Linked DNA regions of Mus musculus: regions 2, 3, 4, 5, 6 and 7 are each linked to region 1. A link is a contact called in ENCODE Hi-C data. All regions are on one chromosome and are shown on one strand. Each heading gives the region's core, a stretch centred on a gene start or an enhancer-like site at or near the end of the contact. The rest is flanking DNA. Distances are from core to core; before and after follow the strand shown. Region 1 holds the start of Ugt1a1 (UDP glucuronosyltransferase 1 family, polypeptide A1). Region 2 has its middle 18 kb from the start of Gm26206. Region 3 holds the start of Oprk1 (opioid receptor, kappa 1). Region 4 has its middle 120 kb from the start of Prex2. Region 5 has its middle 16 kb from the start of 6720483E21Rik. Region 6 holds the start of Hs6st1 (heparan sulfate 6-O-sulfotransferase 1). Region 7 holds the start of Chit1 (chitinase 1 (chitotriosidase)).

Region 1 (3,220 bases), core at 182-2,681:
GCTGGGGCATATAACGTTTGCCTGACCAATGGGCCTCTCTTTCCAGTGATGGCCGACTAGGTCATCTTTTGATACATATGCAGCTAGAGTCAAGAGCTCTGGGGTACTGGTTAGTTCATAATGTTGTTCCTCCGATAGGGTTGCAGATCCCTTTAGCTCCTTGGATACTTTCTCTAGCTCCTCCATTGGGGGCCCTGTGATCCATCCAATAGTTGACTGTGAGCATCCACTTCTGTGTTTGCTAGGCCTAGTCTCACAAGGGACAGCTATATCACCGTCCTTGCAACAAAGGCTTGCTAGTGTATGCAATGGTGTCATCGCTTGGAGGCTAATTATGGGATGGATCCCTGGATATGGCAGTCTCTAGATGGACCATCCTTTTGTCTCAGCTCCAAACTTTGTCTCTGTAACTCCTTCCATGGGTGATTGTTTCCAATTCTAAGAATGAGCAAAGTGTCCACACTTTGGTCTTCGTTCTTCAGTTTCATATGTTTTACATATTGTACCTTATATCTCGCTATACTAAGTTTCTGGGTTAATATCCACTTATCAGTGAGTACATTTCATTTGAGTTCTTTTGTGATTGGGTTACCTCACTCAGGATGATGCCCTCCAGGTCCAACCATTTGCCTAGGAATTTTGTGAATTCATTCTTTTTAATAGCTGAGTAGTACTCCATTGTGTAAATGTACCACAATTTTTGTATCCATTCCTCTGTTGAGGGACATCTGGGTTCTTTCCAGCTTCTAGCTATTATAAATAAGGCTGCTATGAACATAGTGGAGCATGTGTCCTTCTTACCGGTTGGGACATCTTCTGGATATATGCCCAGGAGAGGTATTGCGGGATCCTCCGGTAGTACTATGTCCAATTTTCGGAGGAACCGCCAGACTGATTTCCAGAGTGGTTGTACAAGCTTGCAATCCCACCAACAATGGAGGAGTGTTCCTCTTTCTCCACATCCTCCACACACCACTTTTTTAAATGATGGAAATGATTAAGAGGAACCCTGAGTGAATGATGGAGGGTTTCCATGGACAAAAGTGACGTTTCAACACAATGCTCTTTTCTTTCCAAAAGACTTTCTGAGTAACTGTCAGTCTTATTCTTGGGAAAGTGTTATGCTTTGGCACTTTACGGTCCTTTTTCCCTCTCTGTTAACCCTTTTTGACTTACAAAAATGCTAGTTTAATGAGTCCAAAATGGCCAGAGATGGTTGGGCCAGCTATATTCACCCAAACATGCTACTTAGAGGAAGGAGTAGCTGTCAGTTCAATTGCTGTTATTTGTTAAGGAACTCAGTAAAGCTCCTCCCACTATGTCATGGAAAACAAATGCTCCACGGTCTTGCCAGCTCATTGACAGCTTTAGTCATGGGGCACAATCAATCATTAACTGGTTGCACAGGTTTCTCCTCGTGTGTCATGAGCCAGCTTGAGTAGATCTCTGGCAGCATCAGAGAGAGAGAGATACCATGACTGTGGTGTGCTGGAGCTCGCGTTTGCTTCTGCTTCTTCCGTACCTTCTGTTGTGTGTGTTCGGTCCCTCTGCATCCCACGCTGGGAGGCTGTTAGTGTTCCCTATGGATGGAAGCCACTGGCTGAGTATGCTTGGAGTTATTCAGCAGCTCCAGCAGAAGGGGCACGAAGTTGTGGTCATAGCACCTGAAGCCTCAATACACATAAAAGAAGGATCATTTTACACTCTGAGGAAGTTCCCTGTGCCATTCCAGAAGGAAAATGTGACAGCTACTTTGGTGGAACTTGGACGGACTGCCTTTAATCAAGATTCTTTTCTGCTGCGCGTGGTCAAAATATATATGAAAGTCAAAAGGGATTCCAGTATGCTCCTAGCTGGCTGCTCCCACCTGCTGCACAATGCCGAGTTTATGGCCTCTCTGGAAGAAAGTCACTTTGATGCTCTGCTGACAGACCCTTTCCTTCCCTGTGGCTCCATTGTGGCCCAGTACCTGACTGTGCCCACTGTGTACTTCTTGAATAAATTGCCATGCAGCCTGGATTCAGAAGCTACCCAATGCCCCGTCCCATTGTCCTACGTGCCCAAGAGTTTGTCTTTCAACTCAGACCGCATGAACTTCCTACAGCGAGTGAAGAACGTGCTCCTGGCCGTGTCAGAGAACTTTATGTGCAGAGTGGTTTATTCCCCCTATGGGTCACTTGCCACTGAAATCTTACAGAAAGAAGTGACTGTCCAGGATCTTCTGAGCCCTGCATCTATCTGGCTGATGAGAAGTGACTTTGTGAAAGATTACCCCAGGCCCATCATGCCCAACATGGTTTTTATTGGTGGTATAAATTGCCTTCAGAAAAAGCCCCTATCCCAGGTGTGTATTGGCGCCTCTCCAGGCCTGTTGTTCTTTGGGAGAAAGGAACTTTCCATAGGTATGTGCTGATCTCAGGGAGGCTTGTATGGTTTCAAGTGTTCTCTCTTGTTAACTTCTATCCCCTAAGTCTCACAGTCTTGAATTTGTCTGTCCTTGGCATCCTTTTCTGACTTACCTCTTTGTATACAGTATTCTGAGAAATACATATCTTAGGCATTTTATCCTGGGGAATTCAATTTAATGCAGCCAGCATTAATTGTCAGAAGAACCACTGTGTTTGGGACACTTCTCAGAGAACAGAGCTGTGTACTACGAAGCATCCCTTTGGAACTCATGTTCTTGATTCAGGCACTAGTAGCTTAAGTCTGATGCAATTGTTCTTTAACCCTTATGGATCCTGGCAGGAGTCACTACCTTTATGGTCCTTGTTATCATTCTAATGTCTAGATATCCTAACAGAAAACTAAATATTGCAGTCTTTCTCTTCTTCCAGTAGGGCAAAGTGTCATCCCTCTGTCTGAGCAAGAGACAATCTTGGTAAAAGAAAGCAATTCAGGACCACAGTCATACATGTTGAGTCTGAAGTAAATAGCTAATAAGGAGATCAGAGAAGCCAGAGATAGAAAGATACTGGCAAAAGAGACCAATCATGGAGGCAGGCAAGCTTGTACTTGGTTCAAGGGAAAGGCGTCTAACAGGTAGTCTAAATGGATTCTAGGAGAGCAAAAGATGTTTTGTTCAGAGTTCAGAACCAACTATGCAGCTCTTAGTAGAATGTAAGAAATATTTAATGGTCTCGTCAGCTGGAGTGAAGTATCCGTAGAGAGAAGGTCTTCCTTTTGGAGCATTTGTCATGTTTAGAAAGAAACAAGTCTG
Region 2 (3,220 bases), core at 182-2,681, about 85 Mb before region 1:
ACTTATGAAAGCGTGGTTGAAGGGTCACTTATAGGAAAAGGGGTTTGTAGGGCTTATGTTCTCATGCTAATTATGTTGCCCCAAAACCTGTTTAAGTTGTCTCCCACTTAGGCTAAAGGAAGCCTGTCCCCAGTTGACTCTGATTGGGAAATAAAGTTGCCAGCAGCCAATAGTTGGGCAGAGAGACAGAGGTGGGACATTTAGTAATCCCAGGTAAGAAATGAAGAAGAAAAGAAAGGGTCTGCATCGAGAGGGCCATAGGACGAGCCTGAGGGAGAGACAGCTGAAATGTACATACATGCAGGGGGGAAAGCAGCCCCATCGGGAGTGCTGCTCAGAAAGAACAAGGGCAGTAAGATAAAAATACAGATTTAGTAAGTGTTGACTCAGGACGGCTGGAGGGGAGTGTGTGCTAGCCATGGAGAAGTTTGGAAGTGCCTGATCATTGACCTAGTTAAGACATACTAAAATATAAATGTTGTATGTGAGTGTCTTTCATTCATGAGTCCAGAGCTCTTGGGCATGTGCAGAGCTGCATGAGCACTTGCCAAGAAAATAGAGCTTACCTTTAAATGTTTACCACTACCTGGGTTACTTAAGGAGCAGATGAATTGGAAAGCCCAACCCTGAATGGATGACAAGTCACATTTGCTATATCCCTGAAGGACTCTGGGATCACCTTGCAGACAGCTTTATTTAAGAATTCTCCCCTCTTCAGCCATTGATTGTTGCTTTTATAGACACGAGGGGAGGACATTGACCCACTTCCTTTTCTCAGTCGAATTTCTTTTATCTGCCACAGGATGCATCACAATTTGTAGAGTCTGTAACAGTAGACTTTTTGGTTTTGAAACGAGTGTGGGAGACTTCTATCCTTTCTAATCATTCTCTATGAAATTTTTCACTGAAGATCTACACTGAAGAAGAGGGAAATATATGGACCTGAAGATTCTGTCATTTTCTATTTCACCTAAAACTTACATGGAAAACTAGCAAGGATTAAAGCATTACAATGGAACTTTATAATATCTGCTGCTTTGCCTGCCTTTTTGCATCCCTCCTGCCATCTCTGTACACTCACCCACTTCCTTCTGTTGTCTAGAAACAGGATTTTGCTCAGAAGTCCTGGTTGGGCTGGAGCTCACAGTGTCCCAGCCTAGCCTTGAACTTTCACTGACTCTGCACTTTCTTTGTCTACAGAGTTGGGACTACAGATGGGATTTATCATGCTCAGCTGAGAATATGTTTTGTTTATGCAAAGAGTAAGCACTGTTCATATAGTCATAGGTACTCTTTATGTCTCTTCTTTGCCTTTTCCTTTTTTTCCCCATTGATAAAATATCTTTTCCCATCTGGAGAGAGCTTAATCTTGGCTTTATATCCTTTAGCAGCAGTAACACTTTTGGAAGCGAAGGGAGGAGAATGAGATGTCCCTGGAGAAATTGTTTTCTTAGCCAGTGGCTGCCAGTTTTAGAGAAAACTATGTTTGTCTCCACAGTGACGGAGCAGGAGTGTGCAAGAAAACCCTCTGAGGGTTTGCTTGGATAACAAACATTATGCATCATGGGTCCCAAGTGCATACTTACTTAATGCCAAAAATTTGAAAAATATTTCCAGACAAGTAAGAAGAGGCAGATAGCTTATAAATTAAAATGAATGAATATTAACTGTGGGTGAAATTCAGAGCCTGGGTTTATTTTCCAAGGGCTATATTTGAATAAAAATATCTCTGCTATCTCATGTTTAGTACTAGTGATATGTATCTGTGTTAATTACTTTCCATTTATGTGAAAGACAGTTTGAAATGTGCTAAAATGTGAAACAAATGCATGCAGATTTCCTTCATTTGGGCCAAAATTTTATGTCCTATTTTCCAAAAATATATTTCTTCCAGGAAGAAGCCAAGCTATGTGGCCAGATATGATAAGAGTCTGAATTGCACGCAGCTATTTATAAAGTACTCTGTGTCTGCCATCTGCTCTCCACATTCATCTCTTCTGTGTCCCTCTTTCCTAAGATGCTAGCTGTGACTCGGGAGTGAATGTCACATCTTCCTCCCTGTTTTTATTCTTGTTTCAGCTTAGATCCCTTTCGAGTATCTGAGATCACTTGAGGATTGTCTAATGAAGTTGCAGGCACCCACTTCCTAAGTTTATATTTGCTCTTTAGGTTTTAATTTTTGTTCTTCCATTGGATCAGCAACATATATCTGAAAATATTTTTCTTGCTTCCACTCTGGCCTGAAGGACAACACTCCTGAAGGCTACCAGAGGCCTCTCCAGGAGCTAGGACACCACCAGGACACCTTTTCCATACAACTTACCAGTGCAGGCTTATTGCCTAGTGCTGGGCTTGTCTCTGTTCCCTACAGCAGTTTATTCAACTAAATCTAAATCTAGTGCTAAGGTATTGAATTTTAGAACAACATGATTTTTGTTGTTGTTGTTATTACAAAAAGCAATTGCCTTATTCTATTTGGATGTGTAAAGTAAGATTAATGGCAAATGGTTTTCATAACGGTACATAAAAATAGAATTAGTTAATAGATTTTTACCAATGTTTGTGATGAATTCAGGACATGGAAAAGGGAAGCAAAAGAACTAATAAAAGACTTACAAAAAGACAAAATCAATAACAGTCCTTCTTTTCTAAATATTGGGTTTTATTAGCACCATGATAACTGTATATTAATTTGCACTGACTGTCATAACAAAATACCAGAGAAATGGACTCTTAAACAAATAGAAACCTTTAAGTCTCAGAATTATAAGTGCAGAGGCAAGGAGACCACAAATTTAAAGCTAGCTTAGACTTTATAACAAAAGCCCACTCACAAGACAAGACCAGGATCCTGGAGAGATAGTTCAGGAAGCACAGACTCTTGCTATGGGCTTATAAGTCTCCATGTCTGCATCTCCAGGGAAAAGCTGAGAGTCAGCATGAATCCAGAGATAGAAAAAGTGGCAGGACTTTCTGGCTGCCAGCCCAGAATCAAGTTGAATGAGAGAAACTTCCTCAAAGGAATAAGGCAGAGAATGATGTTCCGGCTTCCATGTGTTCCTGGGCCTGTAGTCTCTCAAACACATCTGTTGTGTCCGGCCAGCAGATCACAACATGGGTTCTAGCCTGGAAAGGCATTTTGGAAACCTGGAAGAGAAGAGGGGCTAGGTGGGGAGATAAAGAAATGTAGCTAAGACAGTCATTCTGATCAAAGCTCAAT
Region 3 (3,220 bases), core at 304-2,803, about 83 Mb before region 1:
GGGAGTTTCCATTGCATTAAGTTTTTACATTGCCCCAAAATGTCTCACAATTCCAGTCATCTTTCCAGAACTTTCTCCCTCCATTCCTCCCTCCACCATACCTGATCCCATCTGTTCCCATCCAACCTTCACCCAGTACACCCTCAAAATCTATTCTATTTTCTCTTTCCAGGAAGATCCATGCATCCTTTCGTAAGTCCTTCTTATCATTTAGCCTCCTTGGATGTGTGGATTGTAGCATGATTATCCTTTATGGCTAATATCCAATAATAAATGCATACATACCATGTTGTTCCTTCTGGGTCCCTACAGGCCATTTATAAAGAAGCACTTTCTGAGTTGAGATCCTTTCTTCCAAGATATGACTATGTTTGTGTCATATTGACAAAAACCAACCACACTCTTTGCAATGAAAATTTGCAAGACTTGAAAATGGTCCTCAGAGCTGGGAGTTGAAAACACTGTTGCCAAAGGAGAATGTTCGTCTTGCTTTATATGCAGCAGAGTAAAAAAAATTGTACATCTGTAAACTGTGCAGGCAGATGGCCAAATCTCCTTCAGTTAGTAAGCAGCAGAAGTTCAAGGAGCCCCCCTCCTATCATCATCGCATGAATAGACTTGAGTCTGCCACTAAAATGCCCACCTGTGGACATGATGTACATTATGGGAAACAATGGGGATCTGGTTTATCTAAGTCCTTGAAACTCCTGGGAAAATTCGAGTGTCTCACCCTTGGGTGGTTCCAGTTCCACAGCACTTCTTTTTCTTTTGGAATATTTCTTAGGGACCCAGCTCTGGATCCCCAAGAGCATCTTTCTCTTAGGGCCTCTTTTACCCAACAGATTCTGACAGGGACACCTGGACTGTCAATATTTTACACATAGTTGAGACTGTTTCTCACAAAGGTTTGAATTATCTGCATTTGGTATAGGCAAGAACTTCATGGCTGAGATTAACATAAATAATTACTCTCCTGCTGCAACAGCAGAGCCTAGGAAAGGAGAATGTGTGCAGTAATAGCAGGCAATAATATTAGTACCTGTAAGTACAGTGTTCTTGCAACCTGCCATTCTAGACAGAGCAGAAAGGGTGACAAGATGCACAGTAGCTTTCCATTAATAGATCTTAACCCACTAATTCTATATGATCTGTTTGATTCTGACAAGATTATTTGGCCATTTTATTTGTATCCTTCAATAAATAAAATTCAGTGCTACCACTTGCTTCCTTGCTTAAAGACACTAGTCCTGGGAACTCTGAAGAAAAGAAATTCCAAACACACGGAATGATCCCATGCACTCTTGTCACTGTACAGGGCCCTTTCAGTTACTGGACCTTAGCTAAGCATCAGACCGCCCGCCAGGAAGCTGCAGAGAGAGAAGCGGCAAGCAGCTTGGGCAGTTGGAGTTAGTGAGCCTTGGCAGAGCGGCAGACTGGCCTGGGTCAGCTCTGAGGGGGCGTGGCTTGGAGAGGAGGGGATGGGCGGGGATAGGCTGAGATGGGGAGCAGGGCGGGGGCAACCAGCCCTGCAGCTCTCAGCTTGCCTGTCCCCGGCGCACCTTGCTGATCCCAAACAGGCAGAGCTTCTTCCAGTCTTGGAAGGCACAAATTGAGCATCAGGAACGTGGACCCATCAGGGCTGAACAGCTACTCAGGATCTAAAGTGGTGACTTGGAAAGCTGACGGTGACTTGGGAAGGGAGGTCGCCAATCAGCGATCTGGAGGTGAGCTTGGGGCTTTCGAGGCACAGTGGGGAAATTGCTGTGGCTAGTGCTTCTTGGGGTTGCATGCACAGACAGGCAGGGTAGAGGCAGCCACAGGAGTGGACAGCACAACGCCCGAGGGTGAAGCAACCTCAGGGCTCCAAAAAGGTGCAAATACTCTCAGTTTAATAGCTGCAGTGGAGGTAGGGGTAGGGGGTGGGAAGGGGATTTCAACCTGTCTGCTCCTTCCTTGGGATGGGCGGCCAGACTGAGTCCTGGGGTTGCGGGCTCCTGCGCCTCCAGCCCTGCCTGTACAGGCAAAGTTTGTCTCTCTGGGTTCAATCTGTTCTCTGCTCCTGCAGCCCCGCAAGTGCCACCTTCTCGCTTTCCAGCTGCAGCGCTCACCATGGAGTCCCCCATTCAGATCTTCCGAGGAGATCCAGGCCCTACCTGCTCTCCCAGTGCTTGCCTTCTCCCCAACAGCAGCTCTTGGTTCCCCAACTGGGCAGAATCCGACAGTAATGGCAGTGTGGGCTCAGAGGATCAGCAGCTGGAGTCCGCGCACATCTCTCCGGCCATCCCTGTTATCATCACCGCTGTCTACTCTGTGGTATTTGTGGTGGGCTTAGTGGGCAATTCTCTGGTCATGTTTGTCATCATCCGGTGAGTTCAGGGACAGGTCTCGGTGGTGGTGGTGGTGGTGGTGGTGGTGGTGTGTTGACAGTAGACAATTTGTGTGTGTGTGTGTGTGTGTGTGTATACCAGACAGCCAAGTGAGTGCAGGGTCTCTTCTATTCAGGGTTCCTGAGAGATTCTCCAAGGTGACATCTTAAAAGAATTTCCTGGGAGAGTGTTTTGTCAGGAATTGTGGGTTTCATACAGGGCTAATCCAAGGTACTTTTAGGATTTAAGAGCTACCTGCCCACATCAAAAGGGAGGCTACAAACCTCAGCTAAGAGAACACGCAAGAAAATGCCAGGGTTCTGATCACAAGGTCGTTTCCTGGTAAAGAAATTAGAATATCTGTGTAAGCCCTTGCTTGTTTGCCTGCTCTGGATTGAGTCACTTTATTGCCCTGTCTAATATTTCTTTAAATAAATTCTGGGCCCACCAAATGCATGGGAGATAATTCAGATTTGTGTGTGTGTGTGTGTGTGTGTGTGTGTGTGTGTGTGTGTGTGTGTGTGTGTGTGACTTGTTAGACTGATGGTGCAGCTTATGAAACGAAAACCAACTAGGCTATTTAGTGTTGTGAATATCCACTAGCATGACTTTGAAGTGCCCAGGATTAAGCTCAATGAGTATGCTAAGCAAGCACTCAAACTAGATGGTGTGGCTGTCTCAGAAGGCATGTGGTACCCCAACTGGACATTCTGCAATAACATTGCTCCTTCCATGTCAAATCTTTCATCCCCTCCTCAAAGTCCCCATAATCTCTGCACTAGATGTTCTGTCCTTGTCTTTCAAAGTCTCATAGGTATCAATTTAGCATCTTTTTATATATTACAAATCATTGC
Region 4 (3,220 bases), core at 237-2,736, about 77 Mb before region 1:
TGCCTCCCACACTGATTTCTTCACAGAAACATAAAAATAATGCTTTGCCACTTTTCGGCATATCCCTAGATATCCAGCTGAGTTGACAACTAAAATTGACCATAATGTCTTATATTAATAACAGAACATCTGCCATCCACAATGTCATTGGAAAATTGTTGGTATGCATGTGAACAATTGTCTTTGTTTCTTACTATGGTATAAATAAATATATTGCCATTTAATCATTTCCAAGAGGCTCAATGAAATTAAGTATACTAACATTATAGAAATATCATTTCCATTCATTTCTGATACATTCTCATCATCAAACCAAAAATATGTATTACTACATACTAGCTCCCTATTTCTTATCCTACACCAGCCTATTTACTTTTTGCCTCTATAAATTTGACTATTCTAATACTTCATATAAGATATATCACACGATATTTGTCGTCATCATAGCAACAAGAAAAGTCACAAATAAGTTGGGTGATTCTTAAAGACATTAGGCTAAGTTGAAGAAATCCTTAGTGAAATAAGCTACAGATGGTGTTCAGGATAGTCCTGTCAGAAATTTGCTTTTCTTTTGATGTTGGCCTTATAGGCAAAGAAGTTGTAGAGAAAAGTGACTATTTGGTTTTACATAGAGGTCTTTAGCCAGCCACCTCGTCTGATCCCTTTAATGCCAGTTCAGGTCAACTGTAAGGAACTCTGGATACACAGCACTTGAAGGATGAAGATATTCCTGCTTTGTGCTTAGTCTCATAACATCCATACAATGCATTTCAGTATTTATCAGACCAATGCAATTAGTAGCTTCCAGCTAGTCTCAGAGCTGCCTGGAACCTGCTAAGGACACACTTATGCAAAGACATATACCTGAAGTGGATACCAAAAACAAACGTGCTGAGATCTTTCTTTTATTGTATCTTTATTTCATTTATTATATGGTACCATGTGCTATTTAGCAAATTCTATGTTTCTATGATCTAATAATTTTACCCTGTTAGGACAATAGGGAAATTTAGTAAAAATCTGTACAAAAACGTAAAAAGAGGAGAAGATACATTCATTCTATCCACTGAAGTTACTTGGGTCATACATTTTTGGTAAACTGATAAATTACCCTCATGACAGGTCTCTCTACTTTTTAACAATGTCTCTACCACTTTTTCTATAATTTGATGCATCTATAATGAAATCTTGTTGAGCAGACATAAGCTTTCTATTATGCTTCATAAATGAGTCGGGAATTAGGACTATGAGATTTGAATTAATGAGCTTCACATTTTAATATGCTTCATATAATTCTAGTTTCTTAAAGCTGGAGAAGCCCTGAACCCACACATGTTAATTAGACAGTTGTAGGTTAGCTAAAAAGATAGGAAGGCAAAAGAACACAAACAGCTCTCTCCAGGCCCCTGGGACCTGTAGGGAAGTCATTTGAGGACAGCTCTGGGCTCAGCTTCCTGACAGCACTGTGACTGAGCAAGTCCTGGCTGTCCTTGTGAGCCAGGGTCCACTTCCCCTGCAGCAGAAGCTGCTGCTGTGCCGACCCAGCTGTTCCAGTGTCTGCCTGTTTTTGGCTTGTCTTGACTCATAACTTCACTGCTGTCCTGTCTGCCTGCTTTATGCTCTACAAAGACAAACTCCCAGTTGTCTCTGCATCTCTCTAATTTAAATCTCCACAAAGATAGGCTTTGAATATTTCAAGCAGTTACACTGCTTTTTGCCAGAGAAATCTGGCATTGTGATATGGTAATACCCTGCCCATAAATTAGCTGCTCTCAGCCAAACACCCTCTTCTTGGGCTTGTATGTTGAGAAGCTATGGCCTAGCCTCTCTAGGTTCTATGAGCATGGGTGCGTTTGAGTAACAGCACTGGGATCCCTTTCCTGGTTGAACAGAGCTCAGCTGAATCCAAAGAGATTCTTTCAAACCTACTGAGTCTTAGAAACACATCTCTGCATTGGTAAGGAACCTTGCCTCTGCCTTATTTCTTCTGCCAAAAGGTGGGTTAAACATCTTCTGCAAAAGGTAGATTGATTGCCATACTTTGACCAAACCATCTCAGTCAGTCAACAGGTTCTCCAGAGCAGGAGCAAGGATTAAAAAGAAAAAAAGACAATTAGACAACATTGTAGCCTGACCCCAGCCAGTTCTGAGGCTGAAGCAAGTTTATTTTTTCCTGTCTGCTTTTATACCACTTTAAGTATCTGCAAATTGATAAGGTCAGTTCTGGGTCAAGGAATAAGCAAGGCAATAAACAATCCAGGAAACACCTTTCTAGGGGCTAGTCCGGATGACTAAGACAAAAGGAAGGCCACACAAGCCTCTGCTGGGTCCACTTGGAGCTTTGCATTAACTCAAATGCAAATGTTCTTAATCTGGGCCTATTTCCTGAGGCCTGGCCCAAAGTCAGATTCCTTCTTTGAGTTTACTTTTTTGTTTTGGCTATCAAATTCCAGCCAAGTGTCTAGAAGCAAGGGGGGAGGGGGCGCTCTCTATAATACCTTGTTTGTGTAATGTGAAAAGTCATACCACCAATGTGACTCGAGAGCATGGCATGTCTCATTGGACTGGAACACTGAGTAAGTCCAGCTATGGCATATTCCTTATTTTTATTTGTTTTTCTTAATCTAAACAAAGAATGGGCTGCTTATAAATAAACACATAACATGCAGAAGGTCATGTTATTTAGGAGGTTTTATTATTGATTTGTTTAGAAGCTGGAAGCAATGCAATATGGCCAACAGAAATTTATTTAACTGGTACTTATTGAAAACTAGGTATGTACTAAACATTGTACCAATCCTTGGAAATTCAGTACTGAAAAGCCAGGTGTGAACTCTGCTCTCATGGAGCTCAAATGATACCATCAACTCAGTTTTCCAGGCTTTTAGAGCAGTGCAGATTAGGTTAGGGACTAAAACAAAATCCTTGAGTCTTTCTTCAAGTTTTCTAACTGAAGTGTAGAAGAAGGCCTGGAAGCTCAGTGGTTTACAAGCACTGGCTGCTGGAAGAGGACCTAAGTTTGATTCCCACCACCCAGACAGCAGTTTACCACTGTCTATAATTCCAAGCTTGAGGGATCTTTTCTCTTAATAAGCGTTACACACAAATGATACACAGACATCTGTTCAGGCAAAATACTATACACATAAAATAAATTTAAAATAAAGTATAAATGAAAGACTATGTATAAATTAGCCACTAAAACATTAAAGTGGCAATT
Region 5 (3,220 bases), core at 498-2,997, about 67 Mb before region 1:
ATTTTTCCATACCCTTTGGCCCTCAAAGCTGTTCTGAAATAGCGATCACAGAAGTCATTGGTAGCTTCCCAGTTGCCAAATGGTCAGGCATCATGGCTCCCCAACCCCTTTCACTGTATTCAAGACCTCCTTCAGCTCTTGTCACAGGCATCCATTTATGGAGACAGATACATGTCATGTCCCCGGGGCCTTTTTCTGTTACACCACTCACTAGCTATGTGGCCTTGGTGAGTCACATAACTTCTGACCCACAGTCCACCTCGAGATTCTGTCAACTAGAATGAAAATGTCTATACACCAGGGTTACTGTGAGGATTAAATGTGCTATTACAGATAGGTTCCTGTCACATGATACACAGTAAACAAATATTAGTCATCTTACTTTGAACCGCATGCTGCGTCCCTGGTTTCTTGTTTGTTTCTCAGACAACTTAAGCTGGCATTTCTTTCCTCATTGTTTATATTCCCTGCCTCTCTGGATTAAGCAAAATAAGATTTGTTTATTTATTTATTTATTTATTTATTTATTTATTTGATGTTGCTCAGAATAAATCTATGGAAACTCTAAAATTTTCTCTTTGGAGGAGCAACTCCTTGCCACCACTAGTACTATTCTTTGTCCCCAGTTTTAGTTGGTTTTACAGAGCAGGGCTGAGGTCTGACCCATGCCTGGCCAGTCATCGACTTCTGTTTTTCTAGACAAATAGTAGTTAATTCCGGAAAAGACACTGGACTGCTCAGAAGCTCTGGGAGTAAAAGAAGCATTGCTTTCTTGCTTGTGTGTGATAAGACAGAAGAAATTACTGTGGTCACCTTGCTACTCCAAGCCCACACAACTCCCCAGTGGGGCTAAGTGGAGGAAGTGGAACCAGGAGTGGGAAAAGAAAGATGGTGTCTGGTGACATTGTTTAGGTCCCCTAGATCTAGTTTATGTTTTCTGGCATTCACCAGCAAAGAAATTTTAACTGAAATAGTTTATATGCAGGCACGCACTTGTCCATGCAGCAGAGGTTTATTGTGTGTCTGCTGTGTGCTGGAGTCTATGCTAAGTTGGAGCTGTAATGGTGGGCCAGGCTTGCTCTCTGCCTTTGAAAAGATGATGATTTAGTAAGAGAAAAAGAAGCAATTCACGATATAGTACTATTAAAATGACAGAAAGAGACGGTGGTGCCCTGGAAGCTGAAAGAGGACATTTGAAATGGGGCCAGTAGCAATGATGGATGGCTTTTGGGCTGTGGTGTGTGTGTGTGTGTGTGTGTGTGTGTGTGTGTGTGTGTATGTGTGTGTGTGCACGCACACGCACACTCGTACTATATGGAAATCAAAGATACACAGCCAGGCAAAGGCGAGACGAGCATTGGAAAGTGTTTCTTGTGGTAGGATGATGGTGAGTGAAGAATCAGGGAAAGCAGGAATTGGGGCAACTTGTGGAGGCTTCTCCACAGCATGGCAGAACGCTAAGACTATAGACATAAGCAAGAGTTCAGCCCAGTAAGTAGTTATCAAGTTAAGGGGTTTCAGTGCCAGGGCGAAAGGCCTGCAGGAGAAGATCGTATAGAAATGGTCTCTACTGCTGTCTTCACAACTCCGATCCATGCTACTTCTAGGTAGAAGTGGTCCAGACACAAGGTGCTGTGCCTCAGCCTTCTGTTCTGAGCTCCAAGGAGGGGACTCCATGCAGATGCAGTGGGTCTTCAGGAGAACCTCCACCTTCCTCCCTCCGCCTCCCTCAGGAGCAGGAGGATTATCATCTTTCCAGTCTTGGCTTTAGAGCCCTGAGTCATCCTCACTTCTTCACATCCCTTCCCTTCGTGATCCTCGGTGGTTGCCAAATCACAGAAATTCTATTTCGAGGGTGTCTCCATTTTCATTTGTACTGAAGAGGGTTTTTTTTTTTTTTTTAATTCCTCAGGAAGTTTTTCCATTTTTCTTCTTCTCTCTGAGCTGGTTATATGACCAGGCATGTTTCCCTCCCCGGGACCTTAAGCTCCCTCTGTTCATATCTTTGTGTGATCCCCTCTCCATAAGCAGATGGAGAATCTATCCCATAAATGGCCCCAAGGGTGATGGACTGCAGTTTCCACTGTTACCTGATCTTTTGTGTTGTTTTTCAAGACAGAGTTTCTCTGTGTAGCCCTGGCTGTCCTGGAACTCACTGTGCAGACCAGGCTGGCCTCAAACTCAGAGATTCGCCTGCCTCTGTCACCCAAGTGCTGGCATTAGAGGAATACACCACCACTGCCCAGTTAAATCATCTTAATATAATGCATCTTGTTGAGAGATTTCTTCTAGACTCTGTCTAGAAAGGTGGTCCTCAGTCTGTGGGGTGGGATCATTTGGGGGCAAATGGACCTTTCACAGGGTTCTCAGATATCCTGCATATCAGATATTTACATTATTATTCATAACAGTAGCAAAATTACAGTTATCAAGAGGCAATGAAATAAGTTTATGGTGGGGGGGTCACTACAACATGAGGTATTAAAGGGTCACAGCATTAGGACAGATGAGAACCACTGCCCTAGAGCCTTTTCCTGCATGCTTGATTATATAAGTAGACACACCAGGAAGACCATCTGGCAAGAGACTGAGTAGTCTCTGGAGTTAATGACCATCTTCAGTCAATAACCAGCCACAAGCCAAGGACTTCAGTCCCACAACGTTAAAAAAATAAATTCTGCTAGCAACCTTAGAAGCAGACGCAGTACCCGTTGAGCCTCCAGATGGAAGGCAGTAGTGGCCAACCTGATTACAGCCTTGCAGAAAAGCCCGTTAAAGTCTGTGTAGACTCCCGCTCCCCTGAAAATGATATCAGAGGCTGGAAGCTAACATTTTATGCATCAGTATCGCAGTGGCCTGTTTGCACTGTCGAGCAGAAGTTAACTGCATGTGTACTGACCACTCCCTCTATGTCCTGTTAGAACACTGTGATTCAGATAGAGTCAGACCCTCTGTATCTAAATGTTCAACATCTACAGATCCAGCCAACCACAGATTGAGAAAAGAACTCTCTAAACCCCAAGTCCCAGAGAGTTTCAAAAGCAGAGTTGTATTTGCTACATACTGAGCATTGCCAACGTACCACATGAATGAAGTGGCATATTGACATAACCTGCTGTAGCCTCTTGCCACCCCTCAGGTCCTCTTTCTGTTCAGCATTTACTGGTTTGTCTGGCTTACTGTTCTTGTACTATCTACTAGTGACACCCATGATGACTGC
Region 6 (3,220 bases), core at 478-2,977, about 52 Mb before region 1:
AGGTACACCTTAGTTTCTGAGACAGTGTCTCACATTAACCTGCTGCCTTATAGGCTAGACTGGCTGGCTTGCAAGCCCCAGGGATCTGCCTATCTCTTCTTCCCCAGCAGTCCTGGGCTTGCAAACACAGGCCAAGTATCCCTGGCATTTTATACCTGGGTTCTGGGTACCGAACCCAGGTCCTGAGTCATGCACAGCAAGCACTTTACCAGCTGAGCCCAGTTTCTTCACATTCCTGACAAGTTGGATATAAGTGTGTCTGCATTCTCTCCTGATCTCACCGTTTGGGAGGGCTTTCCTCTTAGCTCTTATTTGTGTGTGTATGTGGGGTGGGGTGGGGGTTCAAGACAGGGTTTCTCTGTGTAGCCCTGACTGTCCTGGAACTCTCTCTGTACACCAGGCTGGCCTCGAACTTAAGAAATCCGCCTGCCTCTGCCTCCCAAGTGCTGGAATTACAGGCATGCACCACCACTGCCCAGCTGCTCTTTTTTTTCAAGTCTTTTTTTTTTTTTTTTAACTTGCAGTCAATGCTTTGGACCACTATTGCCACCCCCTCCCCTTCTCTCCACTTTTTGACCCACCCCTTAGCAGGACAGATCCAGGGCACTACCCAGGGGTACTTGCTGTGGGCACCTGAGCCTGGCCTGGCAGTGGGAGCACCTCCCAGAGGCCACTCTGGCCTGAATCCAAACACCCAAGCCCCTCCCAGCTACCCTAGGCTGTGGAACTCTGCACAGGTCATTTCACTCCCCACCTCCAGTTGTTCTGGCCGCCTAAGTATAGCTAGGGGCCCAGTACAGAGTACAACATGGGCGACGGGACCTTCCACATGTTATAGGCTGCATAGATTACTACTAGAGCCTCCAACTTGCAGCCTAGGGCCCAGGCGACCCTCCACTACAGGCAGAGCACCAATCAAGGCTGCAGATACTGCTGCCAATGTAAAAAAAAAAAAAATCACGAAGGTTGGAATTTTAATTTTTTTCTAATGTTGGTTCACTATTTTGTTTGTTTGTTTGTTTGTTTGAGTATGACCAGGATCAAAACAGGGCACACTGGGCGAGAGGGACAAATAAAGCTTGTCCTCTGGTCTCTGCACACATTTCGGTTTATCTTCAACTGAGGGCTTTGGGTCATTGTCCCAGTGCCTCCAGGGGACTGGTGATATCCACGTAAGAGCCGGATCCATGCCCTTAACGTCTCTCTTCCTTCCCCACCCTTACTGGTAGTCCTAAACCACCTGGTGGTCCCGACTCCCAGCGCTCTCGAACTTGGAACTTCCTATCCTTCAATGTGAAGGTCAAAGCCTCCGTATTCCCGTGGGAGACAGAGAGCGCAGGTAACACAAACTACCATAACCAGAGAAGGTGAAAAAACTCGGGCTCCCAAACCCAGGACCAATGCCCAAAAGAGCCACCCACTCGTAGGCTCGGGACAACCCAGTCGCCACCCACAGGTCTGCGAGCTGGATCCAATGCCCTTTCCGTAGCGACCGGCGTTGACAGTGTGAGAGACACGCGACCCGTCGCCCAGCTCTGGCCTGTGCCTGGGCCTCCTCCGGCCCCGCCCCTCCCCCAGGGCGCTCCAGAGGCGGAGCGGAGGATCGGAGCGGGCGGCGACAGCAAGAGGCGCCGCGAGGGCGGGCCAGGGGCGGGCCGGGGCGGAGCCGCGACGAACTGCGGAGACGCGGCGGCGCACGGGGCGGTGCAGAGCGTTCTCGGCGCTGAGCTTTGCGGGCGGGTGCGGGCGCGCGCGGCTGCGGGGCGCTGTGGCGGGGGCCGGGCTGTACGCTAGCCGAGCCGGGATCGGGGCGGGGAGCAGCCACGGCGCCGCCGAGGCCCGGGGCCCGCGACGCTGCGCACAGCCTGGGCGCCGAGTAGCCGGGCCGGGCCGGAGCGCGGGCGGCGGTGGCGGCGGCGGTGGCGGAGCAGCTGCGCCCCCCGCCCTCCCAGGCCCGGCGCCCGGGCCGCTGGCGATGGTGACACATGCGGCGGCGGCGCGCCGGCGGCAGGACCATGGTTGAGCGCGCCAGCAAGTTCGTGCTGGTGGTGGCGGGCTCGGCGTGCTTCATGCTCATCCTTTACCAGTACGCGGGCCCGGGGCTGAGTCTGGGCGCGCCCGGTGGCCGCGTGCCCCCCGACGACCTGGATCTCTTCCCCACGCCGGACCCACATTACGAGAAAAAGTACTACTTCCCGGTGCGCGAGCTGGAGCGCTCGCTGCGCTTCGACATGAAGGGCGACGACGTGATCGTCTTCCTGCACATCCAGAAGACCGGCGGCACCACCTTCGGCCGCCACCTAGTGCAGAACGTGCGCCTCGAGGTGCCCTGCGACTGTCGCCCGGGCCAGAAGAAGTGCACCTGCTATCGGCCCAATCGCCGCGAGACCTGGCTCTTCTCTCGCTTCTCCACGGGCTGGAGCTGCGGGCTGCACGCTGACTGGACCGAACTCACCAACTGTGTGCCCGGTGTGCTAGACCGCCGCGACCCAGCAGGTCTGCGTTCGCCCAGGTGAGCGCCCGCTGCGGGAAAGTGTGATGGCGGGGGGGGGGGGGGGTACCCCTAAGCCCCGGGCCAGATCTGCCCTCTCCTCTCTTGGGGCCCCTTCCAGTCTGCGGGATCCCAGGATTCCCATCTCATCCTTCCCTACACCTGCCACTCCTGACCTCTGATCCCTCTTTTCACCCTCTGTTCCGTGCCTCTCCTCGCCACTGGCCTGTCTGCGCAGTGCCCAGACTTCCTCCTGGGTCACTGCCCGCTGCTCTCTGTCCACCCTACCTGCTATGCACTGCGGGCTAGCCTGAGAGATAAACCTCGGGGACTAGAGGTCCAGGCTTGGCTCTAGAGGCAGAAAAACAGGTGTGTCTCTGTGTGCATGTGTAGCCCGTACCCGTCTAGTACTAAAAGTGGAGCAAGAGAAATGCGGTTCCTCTTCCTGTGCACCTGTGGTATCTCCAGGCCCTCCGGTGCCTGCCAGCCTGGGGAGGAGCTGCCAGGAAAGGGGTGGGCTCTGCCTGCCGGTGTGTGCAGGTAGAACAAAGGCCCGTGTGACCCAGACTGAAGTCGGAGAGAAGGCAGCACTACCTGGCCTCCCCAGCCACAGAAGTGGAACAAAAGCCTCCAGTTGAGGACTGACTTCCCTAGAAATCTATCCACCGGCCAGGTTAGGGATAGCTGAGACCGTCAAAGCTACTTGTAAAGCCAGGGACCTCCCAGCAA
Region 7 (3,220 bases), core at 231-2,730, about 46 Mb after region 1:
CTCTATACAAAGGCAAGAAAGAACGGCCAAGATCATAAAATTTGACAATGGAAACATAGGAATAAATTTTCATATTCTGAAAAAAAAAAGTTTCTAGCTGATTCTGGGAGTCTGGTGGGGTTAAAAGTAAGAGTATGACGATGGGAATGGTCATGGTGGCTCAAGAGAAGTCATCGCACATCCCAGACTATCTGGGTTTGGAAGAAGAGGGGCTGGGGGTGAGTGAGGGTGGGTGGGTGGGTGGAGGTGGGTGTTGTGTATGTATGTTCCAGACTCCACTACGTACTGTACGTACTGTGCTTCTGAGGCTCCAGTTAACAGTCTTCTCATGGTAAGATACATACATCTTCCAGTATTCCCCACCACACACACACACACACACACACACACACACACACACACACACAAAACCCTGGAGGACTACATTTCCCAGACTTCCATCCACTTAGGTATGGTCATGTGACTGGGTTTGTCCAATTAGCAGCAAATGAATGTATCAGGGCAGTTTCTTCTTTTTAGTTTGTTTCTTTGAGATTCACCACCCCCCACACACACGGTTGGCCATATGACTATGAAGTCAAGGACAAGTCTAAAACTACCTAGCTGCTCTGTGTGTGTGTGTGTGTGTGTGTGTGTGTGTGTGTGTGTGTGTGTGTGTTGGGGATTTGAGTCTGAGGGTTCTTATGCCCACACTCCCCTACCATAGTATGTGGGTTTGAGTCCCTCTGTGTTCCTCTGTACCTTCATCAGCTATTGCATGAGAAACATTACAGCCATCTCTGCTTAAGGATGGAAATCATTGTGCCATTGGGTGCTTCTCCTATTGAGCAAACAATAGTGTGTGCCTACTCACGCCTAGATGATGTCAGTCAGCTGCCCTGCCTGTCAGCTACCCTGCCTGGCCTCTTGCTGTAGTCAAGAGATATGGTAACCGTGAGCTGGATGGGGTGGCATACTCAGGACGTAGCAACATATGGCTTGTAGCAAGCTTTAAAAAAAAAATAGCAGCAGTTAGGGGCTGGAGAGTTAGCTCAGTGGTTACGGGCAATGTTTGTTCTTCCAGAGGATCTGGGTTCAATTCCCAGCGCCCACATGTCAGCTCACAATTGTCTGTAACTCCAGTTCCAGAGGATCTGACATCTTCAGACAGGCAGGCAGACCAAAAAACCAATGCTCACAAAATAAAAATAAATAAATTGGAAAAAAAAAAAAAGCTGGGTGGTGGTGGTGACACAGGCTTTTCTTTAATCCCAGCACTCAGGAAGCAGAGGTAGGCAGATCTCTGTGAGTTCAGGTCTTCAGCTAGAGTTTGAGAATAACCAAGGTTACACAGAGAACCCTTGTCTCATAAAAACAAAGCCAAACTGTGGTAGTGTGGATTGGCCCAGGGAGTGGCATTACTAGAAGGTGTGACCTTGTAGGAAGAAGTGAGTCACTGTAGTGGTGGCCTTTAAGATCCCCCTAGAGGCCGGAGGATGTCAGTTTCTCCTGACTGCAGTTGGAACAAGTTGTAGAGCTCTCGGCTCCTTCTCCAGCACCAAGTCGGCCTAGACAGTGCCATGCTTCTCACCATGATGATGATGGATTAAACCGCTGAAACTGTAAGCCAACCCCAACTAAATGCTTGCTTTTATAAGAGTTGCCTTGTCTCTTCATAGCAGTGGAAACCCTAACTAAGACAGAAGTTGGTACCAGAGACTGGGGTATTGCTATGATAGGCCTGACCATGCTTTTGTTTGGAGGGTGATATGAATGGTGCAGACCTTGCTCAAGGGGTTTCAGAGGAGAGGAATTTTAGTATGTTGCTTGGAGAACATTCTTATGAAGTTATGCTGAAGAACGTGGCTGCTTTTTGCCCTTGTCTGAAGAGTCTGCTTGAAGCTAAGGCGAAGGCAAAGAAAGAGAATCAGATTAATTGCATTGACAGAAGAAGTCTCAGAAAAGCCCAGCATAGACTTTGTCCTCTGGTTCGCTCCCATGAAGAGTGTTTTGATCAAGTGTAGCAAGCTTAGAAAGGAAAAATACAAAATGGGCATCGGGAAGTGCGATGTAGGTAAATCCTGTGTTTGAGGAGATAAACAGATTAAGGGAGTGGTGATTTTCAGCAAGCTACGCTTATTGCTTGTGTGTTTGCAGTTGAACAACAGATAGTTAACCTTGTTGAGACTGCTATTGACTATGGGGACTTTTGAAGTTGGACTAAATATATTTTGCATTCTGTTAATCTGGGTATGGCCTCCATAGACTCATATGTTTGAACAAGTTTATGGGGCTAGGGGGTAGAATGTGGTGGTTTGGATATGCTTGGTGCAAGGAATGGCACTCTTAGGAGAGGTAGAGGAAGTGTGTCACTGTGGGGGGTGAACTTTGAGACTCTCCCCCAAGTGACCTGAGGATGCCTTTCTTGACTGCAGTTGGAACAAGATGTAGAACTCTCAGGCCCTTCTCCATCACTATGTCTGCCCACATGCTGCCATGCTTCCTACCATGATGATAATGGATTAAACCTCTAAAACTGTAAGCCAGCCCCAGTTAAATGTTTGCCTTTATAAGAGTTGCCTTGGTCATGGTGTCTCCTCACAGCAACGGAAACCCCAACTAAGACACAAACAAACAAACTAGTAGACCTGTGCCCTAAAATGACAATTAAAATAAATCATAACCGATGTGGCCAGAGCTTTCACTTGTCCACCTAATAGACAATGCCCAGACAGCTATCATCACAGAGTCTCAGGGGGCTGGTGGGTTTAGAATTGAGTGTCACATGCAGGAATCAAGGACTTTACTGTGCTGGTTGAGGCAGGGAACCACACCATGGAAAAGAAGCCATGGGTACACAGTAGCTCTAGAAAGAGGTCATTCTCTGGGGCTTCCCTCCTGCCCACAAGCAGCACAGCCAAGCCCTCCATCTGTGCCACTGTGGGGCTGTAAGGAACCAGGAAACAGCACTGACTCCCACTCACTCCATAACCAATACCCGGGGGGTGCAGAGAAAGAGGCTCCATTTTAACCATCAATATACTTGTTTGTTTTAAAAATCCTGGGGCTGGAGATGGCTCAACAGTTAAGAGAGTCACGCTTGCTCTCATGTCATGTAGAGTAACAGAGTTCAGCTCACAGCAGCCACAACAGTGCAGCCCATAGCTGCATGTAGCTCTAGCTCTAGGGGATCCAGTGCCCTTTTCTGATCTCCACAGGTACCCACATATATGGGCACACA

What was found. Hi-C counts contacts between places; a loop is a spot of excess contacts on that map.
Region 2: a map of ES-E14 shows a loop between it and region 1 (16-fold over the local background). The contact joins the enhancer-like site here to the promoter of Ugt1a1 in region 1. A Hi-C loop is called at or near these places in 5 of 37 maps with a recorded cell type or tissue (ES-E14, T-helper 1 cell, T-helper 17 cell and 2 more).
Region 3: a map of T-helper 17 cell shows a loop between it and region 1 (5-fold over the local background). The contact joins the promoter of Oprk1 here to the promoter of Ugt1a1 in region 1. A Hi-C loop is called at or near these places in 3 of 37 maps with a recorded cell type or tissue (T-helper 17 cell and v-Abl transformed pro-B cells).
Region 4: a map of T-helper 2 cell shows a loop between it and region 1 (9-fold over the local background). The contact joins the enhancer-like site here to the promoter of Ugt1a1 in region 1. A Hi-C loop is called at or near these places in 2 of 37 maps with a recorded cell type or tissue (T-helper 17 cell and T-helper 2 cell).
Region 5: a loop to region 1 is called in a map of T-helper 17 cell, with 17 times the contacts of the local background. The contact joins the enhancer-like site here to the promoter of Ugt1a1 in region 1. A Hi-C loop is called at or near these places in 2 of 37 maps with a recorded cell type or tissue (T-helper 1 cell and T-helper 17 cell).
Region 6: a map of T-helper 1 cell shows a loop between it and region 1 (5-fold over the local background). The contact joins the promoter of Hs6st1 here to the promoter of Ugt1a1 in region 1. A Hi-C loop is called at or near these places in 4 of 37 maps with a recorded cell type or tissue (T-helper 1 cell, T-helper 17 cell and regulatory T cell).
Region 7: a loop to region 1 is called in a map of T-helper 17 cell, with 48 times the contacts of the local background. The contact joins the promoter of Chit1 here to the promoter of Ugt1a1 in region 1. A Hi-C loop is called at or near these places in 2 of 37 maps with a recorded cell type or tissue (T-helper 17 cell and regulatory T cell).

What each region holds. Positions count from the first base shown.
Region 1 is chr1:88,210,528-88,213,747 of GRCm38, forward strand. Ugt1a1 (UDP glucuronosyltransferase 1 family, polypeptide A1) reads left to right here and starts at 1,432. Exons shown (of 5, transcript NM_201645.2): 1 at 1,432-2,344. The coding sequence starts at 1,475. The region is part of intron 1 of Ugt1a10 (UDP glycosyltransferase 1 family, polypeptide A10); the gene reads left to right. All of the region lies in intron 1 of Ugt1a9 (UDP glucuronosyltransferase 1 family, polypeptide A9), which reads left to right. All of the region lies in intron 1 of Ugt1a8 (UDP glucuronosyltransferase 1 family, polypeptide A8), which reads left to right. It also overlaps Ugt1a7c, Ugt1a6b, Ugt1a6a, Ugt1a5 and Ugt1a2.
Region 2 is chr1:3,118,543-3,121,762 of GRCm38, forward strand. No RefSeq gene overlaps it. Among named protein-coding and RNA genes, the nearest start is that of Gm26206, 18 kb to the left of the region's middle. Within about 2 kb of position 1,432, at least 1 of the 3 ENCODE cell types and tissues checked has a DNase peak (open chromatin) inside an H3K27ac peak, as active enhancers do.
Region 3 is chr1:5,586,940-5,590,159 of GRCm38, forward strand. It overlaps Oprk1 (opioid receptor, kappa 1), which reads left to right and starts at 1,554. Exons shown (of 4, transcript NM_011011.2): 1 at 1,554-1,724; 2 at 2,096-2,366. The coding sequence starts at 2,110.
Region 4 is chr1:10,876,093-10,879,312 of GRCm38, forward strand. No RefSeq gene overlaps it. Among named protein-coding and RNA genes, the nearest start is that of Prex2, 120 kb to the right of the region's middle. Within about 2 kb of position 1,487, at least 1 of the 3 ENCODE cell types and tissues checked has a DNase peak (open chromatin) inside an H3K27ac peak, as active enhancers do.
Region 5 is chr1:20,872,483-20,875,702 of GRCm38, forward strand. No RefSeq gene overlaps it. Among named protein-coding and RNA genes, the nearest start is that of 6720483E21Rik, 16 kb to the right of the region's middle. Within about 2 kb of position 1,748, at least 1 of the 3 ENCODE cell types and tissues checked has a DNase peak (open chromatin) inside an H3K27ac peak, as active enhancers do.
Region 6 is chr1:36,066,673-36,069,892 of GRCm38, forward strand. It overlaps Hs6st1 (heparan sulfate 6-O-sulfotransferase 1), which reads left to right and starts at 1,728. Exons shown (of 2, transcript NM_015818.2): 1 at 1,728-2,512. The coding sequence starts at 1,986.
Region 7 is chr1:134,109,762-134,112,981 of GRCm38, forward strand. Chit1 (chitinase 1 (chitotriosidase)) reads left to right here and starts at 1,481. Exons shown (of 12, transcript NM_001284525.1): 1 at 1,481-1,601. It also overlaps the pseudogene Gm8618.